Regions from separate parts of the Mus musculus genome. Here region 1 is linked to region 2. Evidence: chromatin loops called from intact Hi-C (ENCODE). Cell type or tissue: heart. All regions are shown on one strand. Links, peaks and the distances in the headings refer to the core of each region. The heading gives the core; the rest is flanking DNA. Region 1 has its middle 45 kb from the start of Cldn34-ps. Region 2 has its middle 78 kb from the start of Cldn34d.

Region 1 (7,576 bases), core at 1,346-6,345, 1.0 Mb before region 2:
AAGACAGCCTATGAGCAGCAACTCTCCACTGAGAACAGTGCAACAAACCCACACCCTGAAATGTACTACAATAGGAACAAAGTGGAATATAGGTGTGAAATGGATTACCACCCCTGGACATCGAGTGTGATAACTTGTAATCTTGGCCAACGAATGATGTCCCTGCCTGTTAGTATGGTGCTATATTCAACATTTAAACCAATGACTCAAAAGTTTTCCTTCTGTTTAATCTGCCTATTTATAGTCAGACACCACTGCTTGCAAAACACATTACTGCTAGTTCTACTGTGTGGTTTTCTGAGTGCCTTGAAGTGTCTATAGAATTTCAGCCAATGTAAATAATTCAGAAGTAAAAACATTTCAAATACATTAGTGCTAGGCACTGTTAGGTGAGTCCCACTATAAATGACCACACCTCTGAGAAATGTGTTTCTTTAGAGAAGTAAACAGGAGGCATTGTTGACCGTTCTGCAGTAGCAACTTGATCCTTGAGAGCCATGAACACACCAGTGAGTCTTCAGCTTACCAGAAAGCTGAAGGCAGGCAGCACCAGCAGCTCGCACAGCATGTGCTGAACACCTATGGCAAATACATTGGCCCGTGACATCCTTAGATGACCTCTGTTAATGGCATTGACTTGAAATGCAAAACAGATCCTACTGGGCTTGCTTTTTCCCATTCCCTCAAGGGAGTGGGAGGTGAGAGGTGGAAGGTGGGAGGGAATAGTCTATAATTGTTTAAGTTTTTACTGACACTTAAAAATGTCACCTGCCCCAGGTATAGTTCTGCACACCTTTAATTCCAGCACTTGAAAAGCAGAGACACGTGGATGTCTCAGTTCAAGAGCAGACTGTTCTTCACAGTAAGTTTCAGAACTGTCAAGTACGCATAGAGACAGACTTCTCTCTCTCTCTCTCTCTCTCTCTCTCTCTCTCACACACACACACACACACACACACACACACACACACACACACACACACACCAAAACAAATCAACCAAAAAGAGCAAAGAAATAAACCTCACCGGGGCCAAGGGATGATGATTCACGACTTTAACCCCAGCACTAGAGAGGCAGAGGCAGGCATAAATCTGTGAGGAATGCATAGTCAAACCACATCTTAAACAAACAAAACCAAAAAAAAAATCATCTCTTTAAGGTTCAGTGGCTCAAAGAGTAAATGCACTTGCCAGTGAACCTGACAACCTAACTTGCATCCCTGCCCTCACTTGTTAGGAGGAGAAAAAGAACATCTGCATTTGTCTCTCACATGCATTGGTAAACACCCTCTGAAACACACATAATATCAATTAATTGATGATCTCATCAAGGGACTCCAGCACAGAAATGTGTTGATCACAGCCCTGTGCTGTGTGTAAAGATGATTCTACTTTAATAGGTGAAAAGCTAAAGGTGGTGTTTAGGTGACCTGTTCTGGCAAATGGTCATCATGCATTTTCCCTGAGGAAACGAGGGTGTGCATTACAGGCCAGGCAGGGTTCCCACCTTCTGTCCTTTTTGTCAAATGCCATTGGTTGCTTTATTTTAAAAAAAATCAACCTAGGTATCCACTAACCTTCGAGATATCCCCACAGCTTCCACTCACCCCCTTCCTGTCATTTGGAGAAAGAAGACCATGATAAAACAAATGGTGTGGTATATTCACAGCCATGGTGGTTCTGGAGGGAGTTACAAGAATGTTCTATTTTTAAAATGGATGTTGTAACCCTGGGAATCATTGTTAGGCTTCCTAGTTTTCATTTGTGTGTCAGCAGTAAATAACAGTCAAAGTATAAAGGAAGAAGCTATAATTGTAAGAGAGAAGGGAGGGGATGTAGACTGGAAAGCTGTCTCGGGACTTGAGAGCACTGGATGTTTTTCCAGAGGACCTGGGTTTGGTTCTCAGCACCTGTAGATGGGCAAGCAGTCATATGTCACTTAGTTTCATGAGGGGTGGGGGTGTGTGGAGGGAGAGAGAGAGACAGAGAGAGAGCACACACTAGTGCACAGGTCATTTAAACCATGTTACTAAATAATTCTCTAGGCAAAACAAAAACAAACAAAAACTAAAACAACAACAACAAAAACAGGATTACCCTTTACCCATTTAGAGCCACAGAATGTCAGATTTATGCAGCTAATTAGGATTACTTGCAACCTGGTACCACAGAAATGGCCTTATTTACACAGAAAGAATTGCTTGCTGGGAAATGGTACTGCAAAATTGCTTACCCTAACCTACAGAGGACTCTTCCTTGTATGGATAACGATGGGTACACATATTTTTCTACCCACCCAAGTCAATTTCCAGTGTTAGTGAATGGCAGTGGCATATGTGAATATTTCTAAAGCCCCTCCCTTTTTTCTACAAACAGTACTTGCTTCAAAAAGTAAAAAAGAAAAACAGATGAACAAAAAAGAATGTCATAAGCTCTTTGTTAGTGAGAATGGGTAGTATGGATATTTACTGGGATGTATCCAAGGAGTAATTTGCCCTAATATTACAAATCCATTAGTGTGGCTTGCAAGTAAAGCAGATTTTGCAGGCTTTACATTTTTAATTTATCTTTATTTTATGTGCATTAGTGTTTTGCTTCTATGTATGTCTGTGTGAAGGTGCCAGAATCCCTGGGGCTGGAGTTACAGGCAGTCATGAGTTGCATTTGAGTGTTGAACCTGGGTCCTCTGGGACATTAGCCAATGCTCTTAAGCCATCTCTCCAGCCCGGCTTTACATGTTTGTTTTGACTGATATTTTATTTACTTCTGTTCTTGTGTGTGCTACACAGGTCACTACATTCAGCTTCTTTCAATTTATTATGAATAATTTTTGGCTTGATGAAGTTTGCTCTTACACTCTGTACCCAGAAAGGACACATCATCTCCTGGAACAGGAAGAGTTTCTGTTTTGAGTTTAGCCTGGAGCTGTTTATGTAAACCAGGCTGCTCTCCCACTCCTACAGAACTGCCTGGCCTTACCCTCCCACTCTAGTTCTGGGACTTGGCTTCTTGGTGTCCCATAACCACAAACACTTAAGTTCCTATTAGCTTATTATAAAATATGTCATTCATTCATTAGATTCAGGATGATGACTGAATTCTACGGTGATGTCTGACATGGCTTGCAGAGTGAGAGCTCTTAGCTGAGTTTTTGCAGGGCCAAAAACATCTCATGGGACTAGGTAGAAAACGCCGACTGACCTGAGTTGTCCAATGATATTTGGTTTCATAGCCAAATCATGGATCTGAAAAACGTTGGTCAGGCTAAGGGCTATGCATGCATCTTTGGAAAGTATGCCTTTCCTTCCTGACTAGGGTGTGGATTCTGTTTGAGAAAGGTAATGTGCTGTCTCTACACTTATCTTACTCTGGCTTTGGAGCTGAGGCCAACTCTGGCAGAAGACACTGCTAGAGTGCACAACTTCTTACTTCCACAAGATGGCACCCCATGCCTGGTATGCGTATTCTCATTTCCTTCAGATAAGTACATGAAGATGTTTTGCCAGAAGAGATCCCAGAAATGGCCTGCCACCCCACCCCCTTTGCCACCCCACCCCCTTTGAGTGGGGCCACCACTCCCAGTTACGTGGAGACTATCTCTATACACACCATAGAGCTTTGCTCAGCATAAGGAAGGTGATACTCCAGTGTGATAGTTATTATATACTGAGGGGATCTCATTGTGAACAAGGAAAGTGGTCATCTCTACTTATTTGCTTGCTTAGGAAAGAGAACACAATGGATTGATTCTAGTAAGATGTTTGCGTTTTTATAATATTATTTAAGTAGGAGAGTTGTAACATTCTAGTGCCAAGAGCTACTTTAGTTTTTTGCCCACTGATTTTATTGCGGGAAAATGCACATCCCATGTAATTGTTCGTTTAGCCATAGTTACTGTACAATTCAATGATACTATGAATACTTAAGCTTTGGTGACCATCGCACATCTATGCTGTGCTCCTCCTAGCTGCAGATTTCCCCTTATGGCTATCCTCATTGTCTCTCCTCATAGAGCCTTCAGATTGCTATTTGGAAGGGCAAACAACCAAGCCAGCCTGTTCCTCAGGACAGCACATTGCTCATGACTTCTAAGCAGCCACTTCTTTTTTTAAAAAATATTTTTATTAGGTATTTTCCTCAATTACATTTCAAATGCTATCCCAAAAGTCCCCCATACCCTCCCCACCCCACTTCCCTACCCACCCACTCCCACTTTTTGGCCCTGGCGTTCCCCTGTACTGGGGCATATAAAGTTTGCATGTCCAATGGGCCTCTCTTTCCAGTGATGGCCAACTAGGCCATCTTTTGATACATATGCAGCTAGAGTCAAGAGCTCCGGGGTACTGGTTAGTTCATAATGTTGTTCCACCTATAGGGTTGCAGAACCCTTTAGCTCCTTGGATACCTTCTCTAGCTCCTCCATTGGGGGCCCTGTGATCCATTCAATAGCTGACTGTGATCATCCACTTCTGTGTTTGCTAGGCCCCAGCATAGTCTCACAAGAGACAGCTATATCAGGGTCCTTTCAGCAAAATCTTGCTAGTGTATGCAATGGTGTCAGCGTTTGAAGGCTGATTATGGGATGGATCCCTGGATATGGCAGTCTCTAGATGGTCCATCCTTTTGTCTCAGCTCCAACTTTGTCTCTGTAACTCCTTCCATGGGTGTTTTGTTCCCATTTCTTTTTTTTCCATTTTTTATTAGGTATTTAGCTCATTTACATTTCCAATGCTATACCAAAAGTCCCCCATACCCACCCACCCCCACTCCCCTACCCACCCACTCCCCCCTTTTGGCCCTGGCATTCCCCTGTACTGGGGCATACAAAGTTTGCGTGTTCAATGGGCCTCTCTTTCCAGTGATGGCCGACTAGGCCATCTTTTGATACATATGCAGCTAGAGTCAAAGAAGGGGCAAAGTGTCCACACTTTGGTCTTCGTTCTTCTTCAGTTTCATGTGTTTTGCAAATTGTATCTTATATCTTGGGTATTCTGGGTTTCTGGGCTAATATCCACTTATCAGTGAGTACATATCAGTTGAGTTCTTTTGTGATTGTGTTACCTCACTCAGGATGATGCCCTCCAGGTCCAACCATTTGCCTAGGAATTTCATAAATTCATTCTTTTTAATAGCTGAGTAGTACTCCATTGTGTAAATATACCACATTTTTTTGTATCCATTCCTCTGTTGAGGGGCATCTGGGTTCTTTCCAGCTTCTGGCTATTATAAATAAGGCTAAGCAGCCACTTCTTCGTCCAAATAAGAACCTTTGTTAAATCTTTTAACCTTGCTTGAAACAACTGCTGTTGATGACTTAGATCACACATAATGCAGTGATGTCCTGCTCAAATCCATGCACACAGTACAAAAAATGCTATGAGACAGTGCATGAAAATACAGTATAAACATGGTTTAATATTTGCATGTTTGCATGGTATTCAGCAATGTTCATATTAATTTAGATAATCTTTTTGACAATTTATGCTTAGTGTCTAACATTTTTACCTTTAAGAATAAATTTTGGGCCTGGGCCAGGAGGTGGTGCCACACGCCTTTGATCCCAGCACTTGGGAGGTAGAGGCAGGCGGATTTCTGAGTTCCAGAGACAGCCAGGGCTACATAGAGAAACCCTATCATGGAATAAATAAATAAATAAATAAATAAATAAATAAATAAAATTAGGAGGAGGAGGCGGCTCGGGGCAATCAAGAAGCAAGCCAGAGCAGGGTGTGAGTCAAGGAGCCCCACCTTCAGTGAGAGCCCAGGCCAAGGGCTCAACACAACTCCCCCGGGCCTGCCTCAGCTTCAGGGGCTGCGGGCAGTGCTAGGTGGTCATGGGGAGGCCAGAAAAAGCGGGCGCCCTCACGTGAGGTTTGAGGGGAACTCACTGGCTGCCCCCTTGGCTGTCCCTTCACTCCCCCTCCCGCCCCTCCCTGCTCCGCCCCCGAGCGCGGAGGGCTCCACATCATGGCCAAAGCCAGGAAAAAGGAGCTCAACTACAATCAAGACAGGGCAGACAAGACCTCAGAAAAAGAACACCAAGAAGCAATTGAACATGTTGATGAAGTACAAAATGAAATAGACAGACTTAATGAACCAGCCAGTGAGGAAATTTTGAAAGTAGAACAAAATATAACAAACTCTACCAACCGTTTTTTCAGGAGAAGTCAGAATTGATCGCCAAAATTCCAAATTTGGGGGTAACAACATTTGTCAATCATCCATAAGTGTCTGCACTGCTTGGGGAGGAGGACGAGGAGGCTCTGCATTATTTGAGCAGAGTTGAAGTTTAATTTGAAGACATTAAATCAGGTTGCAGAATAGAGTTTTGTTTTATTTTGGTTTGGTTTGGTTTTCGAGACAGGGTTTCTCTGTGTAGCCCTGGCTGTCCTAGAACTCACTCTGTAGACCAGGCTGGCCTCGAACTCAGAAATTTGCCTACCTCTGCCTCCTGGGATTAAAGTGCTGGGATTAAAGGCGTGCACCACCACGCCCGGCACAGAACAGATTTTTATCTTGATGAAAATCCTTACTTTGAAAATAAGGTTCTCTCCAAAGAATTCCATCTGAATGAGAGTGGTAACCTGTCTTCAAAGTCCACTGAAATCATATGGAAATCTGGAAAGGATTTGACAAAACGCTCAAGTCTAACGGAGAATAAGGCCAGCAGGAAGAGGCAGCATGAAGAGCCAGAGAACTTCTTTACCCGGTTTACTGACCATTCTGATGTACGTGCTGACAAGTTAGGATAGGTCATCAGAGATGATATTTGGCCAAATCCCTTGCAGAACTATTTGGTTCCCAATATGGGTGATGAAGGAGAGAGGAGAGGAAGGAGGAGGAGCAGGAGGAGGAGGAGGAGGAGGAGGAGGAGGAGGAGAGAAGGAGAGAAGGAGAAGGAGACACAGAGAAGGAAAGGTTGGAAGATATTGATGAAGTAGATGATGATGAAGGTGAAGAAGATGACGATGAGAATGAAGGCAAGGAGGGAGAGGAGGATGAAGGCGAGGATGACTAACACAGAAGATTGATGGATTCCAACCTTCCTTGTTATTTTCTTTTTCTTTTTTTTTTTTTCTTTTCTCCAGTTCCTGGGAGCAAGTTGCAGTCCTTTTCTCCCTGTTCCTCTGTGCTCGGCCACCCTGTTTTTGAGGTCTCAACATCATGGTTCTCAACTAATTTTGGGGAAAATATCTTGAGCAAAAGAATCTCCACATTTCTGCTCTAAATACAGTTTTATCCTTTCTTGTCTCAAAAACTTGTGGATTCAACACCACCACCATGCTCTGTGGGAAAAAAGCCCCCCCCACCCCCACCCCGTACCCTTGGCTCTGCTGGAGGCTAGAGCGTGCTAGTAGTAGTGCAGTAAGTAGTGTATAGAATTCTAGCTTTTTTCTTTTCTCTGTAAATTAGGCTCAGAGATTACACTGTGTCTCTATGTGAATACAGACAGCATTTACCAACATGTATCTGTGTACTTTCTCTTGCTTAATAAAAGAAAGAAAGAAAGAGAGAGAGAGAGAGAGAAAGGGAGAAAGAAAGAAAAAGGAGATATAGACAGTGAGCAAGGGTGGGT
Region 2 (7,576 bases), core at 821-5,820:
CCTCCCAAGTGCTGGGATTAAAGGTGTGTGCCACCATAGGCGTGTGCCACCATGCCCGGCTCGCTCTTCCTTCTTTCCTTCCTTCCTTCCTTCCTTCCTTCCTTCCTTCCTTCCTTCCTTTCTTTCTTTCTTTCTTTCTTTCTTTCTTTCTTGGTATTGTCGTTTCTTGAAATACTTACTATGCTTCGAATTCATAAGCTTAGTCAACTTTATCCTGTCCCTCATTCATTCTCCAGAACCAGGTGGCTGAAAACTATGCCAGTTTTACACACACATATACACACACCAGTTGAACCCAGTCTCATTAATTTTTAATACATTTGATGTTTTCTATTTTCTTTTGTATTTTTTAATTTTTCGATTATAGCATTTCTCCCATTCCCTTTCCTCCCTTCAACCTTCTGATAAAGCCCCTCTGTTCTTTCTCAAATTTATTGCATTTACTTATAATATATATAAATTCATTTATAATACATATTATATATACATATAATATATATTATGCTTATAAAATATATTAGCAGGCTATATTTTTTCTAAATATATGAATATAACCTGCTCAGTCCATGTAACATTACCTGTATAGAATGGTTTCAGGACTTGCCATTTGGTATTGAATAAATAACTTGGGGTCTCTTCCATTGGGAAGATACTTATCTCAGTCTCAGCATTTTTTATGTGGTTATAGTTCTTTACCTATTGATGGGGCCCTGAGAGCTTTCTCCCTTTCATGTTGGCATGTCTATTGACATCATCCTTGGTTAGGCATCTTCTCTAACATTTCTATAATACAGTCTCACAGCAAAATCTTGTCCCTTGGGCTCTTACAATCTTTCAGGCCCTCTTTCACTATGACACTGAGCCTAAGCTGCATCGTAGATGTATCAATGTAGAGAACCCTAAAAACCTAAAAATAAATTTAACATATAAATCAGATATACTACTTCTTGTCACGTGTCCAATGGACTTGACATTCTACTCCACAGATAACCACTCCCTTCCTAGTAGTCAAGAATTATAAATAACCTCAATGCCCTTCAACTAACAAATGGATGATGAAAATGTGGCAACACAGACTCTGGAATAGTATTCTGATGTAAATGAAAACATATACAAAACAATCCTGAGATTCCACCTCACACCAGTCAGAATGGCTAAGATCAAAAATTCAGGTGACAGCAGATGCTGGTGAGGATGTGGAAAAAGAGGAGCACTCTCCCATTGCTGGTGGGATTGCAAGCTGGTACAACCACTCTGGAAATCAATTTGGGGGTTCCTCAGAAAATTTGACATAGTAATACCAGAAGATCCAGTAATACCATTCCTGGGGAAATACCTAGATGTTCCAAATTGTAATAAGGACACATGCTCCACTATATTCATAGCAAACTTATTTATAATAGCCAGAAGCTGGAAAGAACCCAGATGTCCCTCAACAGAGGAATGGATATAGAAAATGTGGTACATTTACACAATGGAGTACTACTCATCTACTAAAATCAATCAATTTATAAAATTCTTAGGCAAATGGATGGATCCTGAGTGAGGTAACCCAATCACAAAAGAACACACATGATATGAACTCACTGATAAGTGGATATTAGCCCAGAAACTTAGAATTCCCAAGATACAATATGCAAAACTCATGAAACTCAAGAAGGATGAAAACCAAAGTATGGAAACTTTGTTCCTTCTTAGAAGGGGGAACAAAATACCCATGAAAGTAGTTACAGAGACAAAGTTTGGAGCTGAGACTGAAGGAATGACCATCCAGAGACTGCCCCACCCTGGGATCCATCCCATATACAACCACCAAACCCAGACACTATTGCATATACCAACAAGATTTTGCTGAGAGGACACTTATATTGTCTCTTGTGAGGCTATGCCAGTGCCTGGCAAATACTGAGGTGGATGCTTACAGTTATCTATTGGATAGAACACAGGGTCCTCAATGAAGGAGCTAGAGAAAGTAACCAAGGGGCTGAAGGGGTCTGTATTCCTATAGGAAAAACAACAATATGAACTAACCAGTTCCCCCAGAGCTTGTGTCTCTAGCTGCATATGTAGCAGAGGATGGCCTAGTTGGTCATCAATGGGAGGAGAGGCCCTCCTTGATCTTGTGAAGATTCTATGCCCCAGTATAAGGGAATGCTAGGGCCAGGAAGTGGGAGTGGGTGGGGTGGGAATCAGGGTTAGGAGAGGAGGGTATAGGGGATTTTTGGAGAGGAAACTTGGAAAGGGGATAGCATTTGAAATGTAAATGAAGAAAACATCTAATTAAAAAAAAGAAAATAGATTTTTTTCACATATAACACACCGTGATTATGGTTTTCCTTTTCTCTGCTCCCCTCCATTTTGAATTGATGCTCTTTCTGACTCTCATTAGAAAACACACAGGCTTATAAGGGATTGGAATATGAGATAATATAAGATAAAACAAAAACTAACATATTGTAATAGGCACAAACAAACGACCAGAAAAAAAAAAAGAACTCAAGAAAAAGCATAATGAATAGATATAGATGCTGATACCAACTCAATCGCATACTAAGGGATCCCATAAAAACACAAAATTGGAAGTCATAAGATATACACAAATCACTTGTAAAATATAAAAGAGAATATTATATATATATATATGTATATATGAAAAAAATAACTTTAAGAAAAGCACTGGAATGATATTAGGAGAAGAGGAATCTACAGAGATGCTACTGAGATCATTTTCTGTTGACTGACTGCTGCTGGAAATGTGGCCTAACCTAAAGAGTGGTGGTTTGTTTCCCCTGTGAGACTGAGAAAATTTAAATTTCATTTTAAAGTAGTTATCAATTGGGAATAGCTTTTAGATTAGGGATGAAGTCATATATATACTTCCCCTCACAGCTCCAAGACCCACATCTAGTGCAGACCCATGTAGGCCTTGTGCATACTGCCTCAGTCTGTATGAGTTCAGAAGTGTTTCTTGTTGTCTAGAAGACCTTATTTCTTTGGTTTCCTCTATGCTCTCCAGCTCTTACAATCTTTCAGGGTCCTCTTCCATAGTGTTCCCAGAGCCCTAGGGGAATACATATGTATTTTTAATTCTGCAAAATTCTTACAACTTGGAAGGAAGCCTAACTAGCTTCATAGATCTAAAGCTCTGCAGTTGACTTTTGACTGGACACAATTCTGTTTTTCTATGTCAGGTTGTAAGTTTCAAATACTAGGAAATAACTTTTATTATAGAAACAAAGAAAATACTGAATAAAACCATCATTTAGTAATATTACATGCTAATTTGAACATTTAATATTCTTCAAAATAACTAGTTCTCTTTGCCAGAATAGATATAATTTGTCTTATCAAGTGGCTCTGTTCACATAAATGAAAAGATAAATATAAACTATTTTTACATGGAAAAAATGAGTTGCATACTTAAAGCTTGTAGACAGTTCTCTGATGTAATCATTGCATTTCTGTTACCAATACAAATTTTTATGTTCCCTTAAGCTTTGTCCCCCAATGGTAAGGCTGGTGTTGATGTATTCTACCTGCCTGTGTATAAATGAAAACCACAGGTGAACACTGCCACCTTGTGTCACACTGCTTAAACATTATTTAACTGTCCTGGAGAACTGAAATAGATTCTTTTAGCCCAAGATAGATTCTTAGCAGAGGTTTCCCTTTTGTTTTCTTTAAAAATGTCCATGTAATATATTTTCCCTGCTCCTTCCAGATCTGCCACCTCTCTATTTACTCAATTATATTTTCCTTTTTTCCATTTAAAAATATCCACAAAACGAAAATCACCCCCCAATAAAACCCAAATAGCTAGTAAGACAAAAAAAAAAAAAAAAAAAAAAAAAAAAAAGACAAAACAAAACAAAATGAAACAAAAAGCATGGGCTTGCTCCAGGGAGTGAAATACCCAGTGACACTCTATTGGAGAAAACTTATTTTCTCTTTCCAAGCAGGTATTTATCACAGATAGCTTGCTTCTTGGGTAGGGCTGAGAGCCTTTGCCCCATTCCCATTCTTAGTGCTGGGATCCCATCTGACTTGAACCTATACAGGTCTTGTTACCAGTCTTTGTGAGTTCATATGTTTATCAGTCCTGTTGTGTCTAGAAAACACTGCTTCTTGGGGTCATCCTACACCTCTGGCTCTTATGTCTTTCTACCTCCTTTTGCACATAGCTCCTTGAGCCCTGAGGAAGGGCTTTGATGAGGATCTCCATTTTAGGATTGAGTGCTCCAAAGTCTCTCACTCTCTGCAGTGTCAAGTTGTGGGTCTCTGTGTTAGTTCCCATATAGTGTAAGAAGAAGCTCAGAGATGAGTTTTAGACAGAGATAAATACTTTCTTTTATTTCTCAAAGGAAGAGGATTATAAATGTAGGTTACAGTTACTTAACATATATTCAAATGAAGATTCTGGAAAGATTCTTGTATGATCACTTCTATCTATGCAGATAATTCATACTTTCACTCTAGCAACACATTTCTTTTTCATTTTCATTGATATCATTATATAAAAATATGTTCAATTACTTCAATTTTTGGAAAGCATGATTAAAGAGTTTTTAAGTTTATGACTGGCAAGTTTATTGGACTTGAAAATGTGCAAGTCAAAACAGTTTAGGATTATAAAAGACGGAAAACCACAGGTGGCCTTACAAATGGCCTGGACTGATGTGAACCATCTAAAATGGAATTTGAAGGGCCTGAAGAGATTGCTTATTACTTATGAGCACTGGCTGTTCTTTCAGAGGACTTGGACTTGACTCCCAGCAACCCACATAGTGGCTCACAGCCATCTGTGACTCCCGAATCTGATGACCTCGGTCTCTACTGGCACCAGACATGCACATGATACACAGACATGCATATAAGCAAAGTACCATTACACGTAGAATAACAAATTTTATAAAAGGAATGGAAGAGTGGAAGAATACCTATTTATCAAGCCTGAGACCCAGGGTTCAATTCAATCCCAAGTGCCAAACCTAACCATCCAAACAAAATTTAAGAGTGTGTAGATTTGAGGGTCCCTTAGCCTGGAGTCCAGTTACTTAGCTCATGTTTGTGGCCTAATTGAGTACATGATCTGAGGGCCACTCTGTTAGAGTGGAAGGTCTCAGACCTCTTAGTTTAACAAGTTTTGTCTGAGGCCCCACTGAAGATAATGGGAATGTCTGAGGTACTTTTGAACAAACGGGGAAGTATCAGAGTGAGAAAAGTCCCAGAGTAAGGTGGGCTAAGTAAGAAGGGCATAAGAACTTCCCCTTTGCCCTAGGAAGCCTCAGAACCTCCAACTCATACAAAAGGGTCCTTAGACATGCTCCTGTGCTAAAAGAGTCTGAGACCTACCTCTTAATGACCAATGGGACCACAGACATACCTCTTCTGCCTGAAAAGGCCTTATGCCTTTTCCATCAGCTGTAAGGGTCTCAAGACCTTCATTCTAAAACTAAAAGGACCCTGACCTTCACATTTTCACACGGGGCCTAAAACTACCTTCTGTAACCAATATTTCCTCAGTCAATTCCTCTATGCTAAAAAAGGTCACGAATCTTCTCTTTCTGTCCTGAGGATCTTCAAATTTCTCCCATTGTTAAGTGGGATTTGGTCCTTCACATCTCTATCCAAGGGAGTTCTAGACCTTTTCCTCTGCTCAAAGGTACTTCAGACCTTGCTTCTTCTCAAGGAGTCTTGATGAAACCCCTCTGCCAAATGAGGCCTTAGGTCTTTCCATTTGCCTAACGAAGTCTTAGATCTTCCCCTTTGCCCTAAAGGGTCTCAGACATTCTCCTTCCAACCAAGAGAACCATATATACCACTCTTTCTTGACTTAATGGGCTGCAGATCTTCCTAGTAAAACCAAGCAGAACTCTGGCCTATTCCTCTGAACAAGGACACAATAAACTTTCCTCCTCCATAGGTTCTGAGACCTATGGTCTATTACCAAGAGGGTTTTCAAACTGTCTCCATTAAGTCATGGAAACTCACACCCTTTACATTTTCTTAAAGGAGACTTTGAGCTTCTATTTCCCCAGAGGTCCTCAGAACAAGGGTTATTTCTTGGAAGGTCATCTGAGATCAAGTATCCCAGTCTTCTCCCTCTGCCCAAAATAGGGTGTAGCCTCTGACCCATGCCTTTGACCAAGGTATTTCCAGTCTTGTTCCCTCTGAACAAGATGGCTTCAGACTTTTCCCCTCTGACCATAATGATCTGTAAAGGAATGCCTTTGACCTGCTATCTATGACTAATGGAAGAGCATAGCTTCAATTTATGCATAGAGTAGAAAGACTCCAGGAATCTATCAGTGAAAGTTGAAAGTCCATGACCATCATCTGCAGTGGGGCAAGATATGAATACTGATTCCTTGTTACGAAGTTCTAGGTTAAGTGTAAAATATTTTCTGTATTATCTGTATGTATAACAGCAGATCAGGAAGCAGCTTAAGCTTTCTTCCAGCAAACTGGATGGCAGTCTATAGTTATGTCTCCTCTTCAGATATTCTCTACTGCCCAAGTCTGTACATGAAGATTCTTGCCACTCCATTTCTTGTAACTGACTGGATTCTGGCTCCAATTTCTAAACTTAGTATTGGGAACATGAAATTAGAGTGGTCAAAGGTCTGCTGATTGGAAGAGAACATCCCTGGATACTAGGTAACAAGGAGTAAATCTTTGGCCTTCTTTGGCATTCTAGGATAATCTTGAATCTCGTTGGTCAAAAGGTAAATTTGGGAGTCTGTTTAGTCATGGGGTGAGTTCTTAGGCTCTTCTGGCAAGACATAAAAGGTTTGAGGTCCCTTAGACTAAAGAGGGAAGGCCTAAGGACCCATATGGCCCCGGGAAAGCCCTGGGGCCCCTAAAGAAAGAAAATAGTGACAATTAAGATGGCTGCTTTGGGCAGAGATGGAAATTCTGCAGCACCTCTTTTCAGAAATTAACTTTGTGTACTTGGACACAAGGAAGTCTGAGGTACCTTAAGATGAAAACATATCCCCAAAGGACCCCTGGGCAGAGAATTAAGGCTTGTGATCCTATTGTTGAGAAGATTTAGATGTATATACCACCTTTGTCATAGAGGGTACTTGTGAACCCCAAGAGGCAAAAGGGAAGATCTAAGGAACTTTTGGTGATAAGGATTGGGACATTTCTGAGGTCGTTATGGGTAAGATTGAGGGATGCAGTTTACTTTGCAAAATATATGGACACTAGTTCTTATTGGGCAAATAGATAAAGACTAATGTTCATTTGGGCACAACAGATTGGAAGTCCCCTTGGCCAGAGAGAAAAAAATCTGAGGTCAAGGATACATTATATATCCCTTTTTTCTCTTCTTTTCTTTTCTTTTCTTTTCTTTTCCTTTCCTTTCTTTTCTTTTCTTTTCTTTTCTTTTCTAAAATGCTTGTTGGAACCTTTTCTAAAGAAAAAAAGTGGTCCTCAGACTTATCTCTTATGGACAAAATACCAGCAGAACTTCACCTTTGATCAGAGGTGGGAGGTGATGACTTCTTAGGCATAGGAGAGTTGTATTAAGGACCTCACTGTATGAGGAACCTGAGTACCCCTTGGTAGAGAA

What was found. A loop is a pair of places that touch in the nucleus more often than their neighbours do. Peaks named below come from ENCODE experiments on the same cell type or tissue, not always from the same donor. Only the 100,000 strongest peaks of a DNase experiment are listed, where the experiment ranks them.
Region 1: a loop joins it to region 2, with 17 times the contacts of the local background. A loop is called at or near these places in 16 of 42 quality-filtered maps.

The regions. Positions count from the first base shown.
Region 1 is chrX:77,716,419-77,723,994 of GRCm38, reverse strand. It overlaps the pseudogene Gm14746. Among named protein-coding and RNA genes, the nearest start is that of Cldn34-ps, 45 kb to the right of the region's middle. In heart, for the core only: a CTCF peak has its summit at 3,432 (motif pointing right); no DNase peak of the experiment used is centred there.
Region 2 is chrX:76,677,075-76,684,650 of GRCm38, reverse strand. No RefSeq gene overlaps it. Among named protein-coding and RNA genes, the nearest start is that of Cldn34d, 78 kb to the right of the region's middle. In heart, for the core only: a CTCF peak has its summit at 3,582 (motif pointing left); no DNase peak of the experiment used is centred there.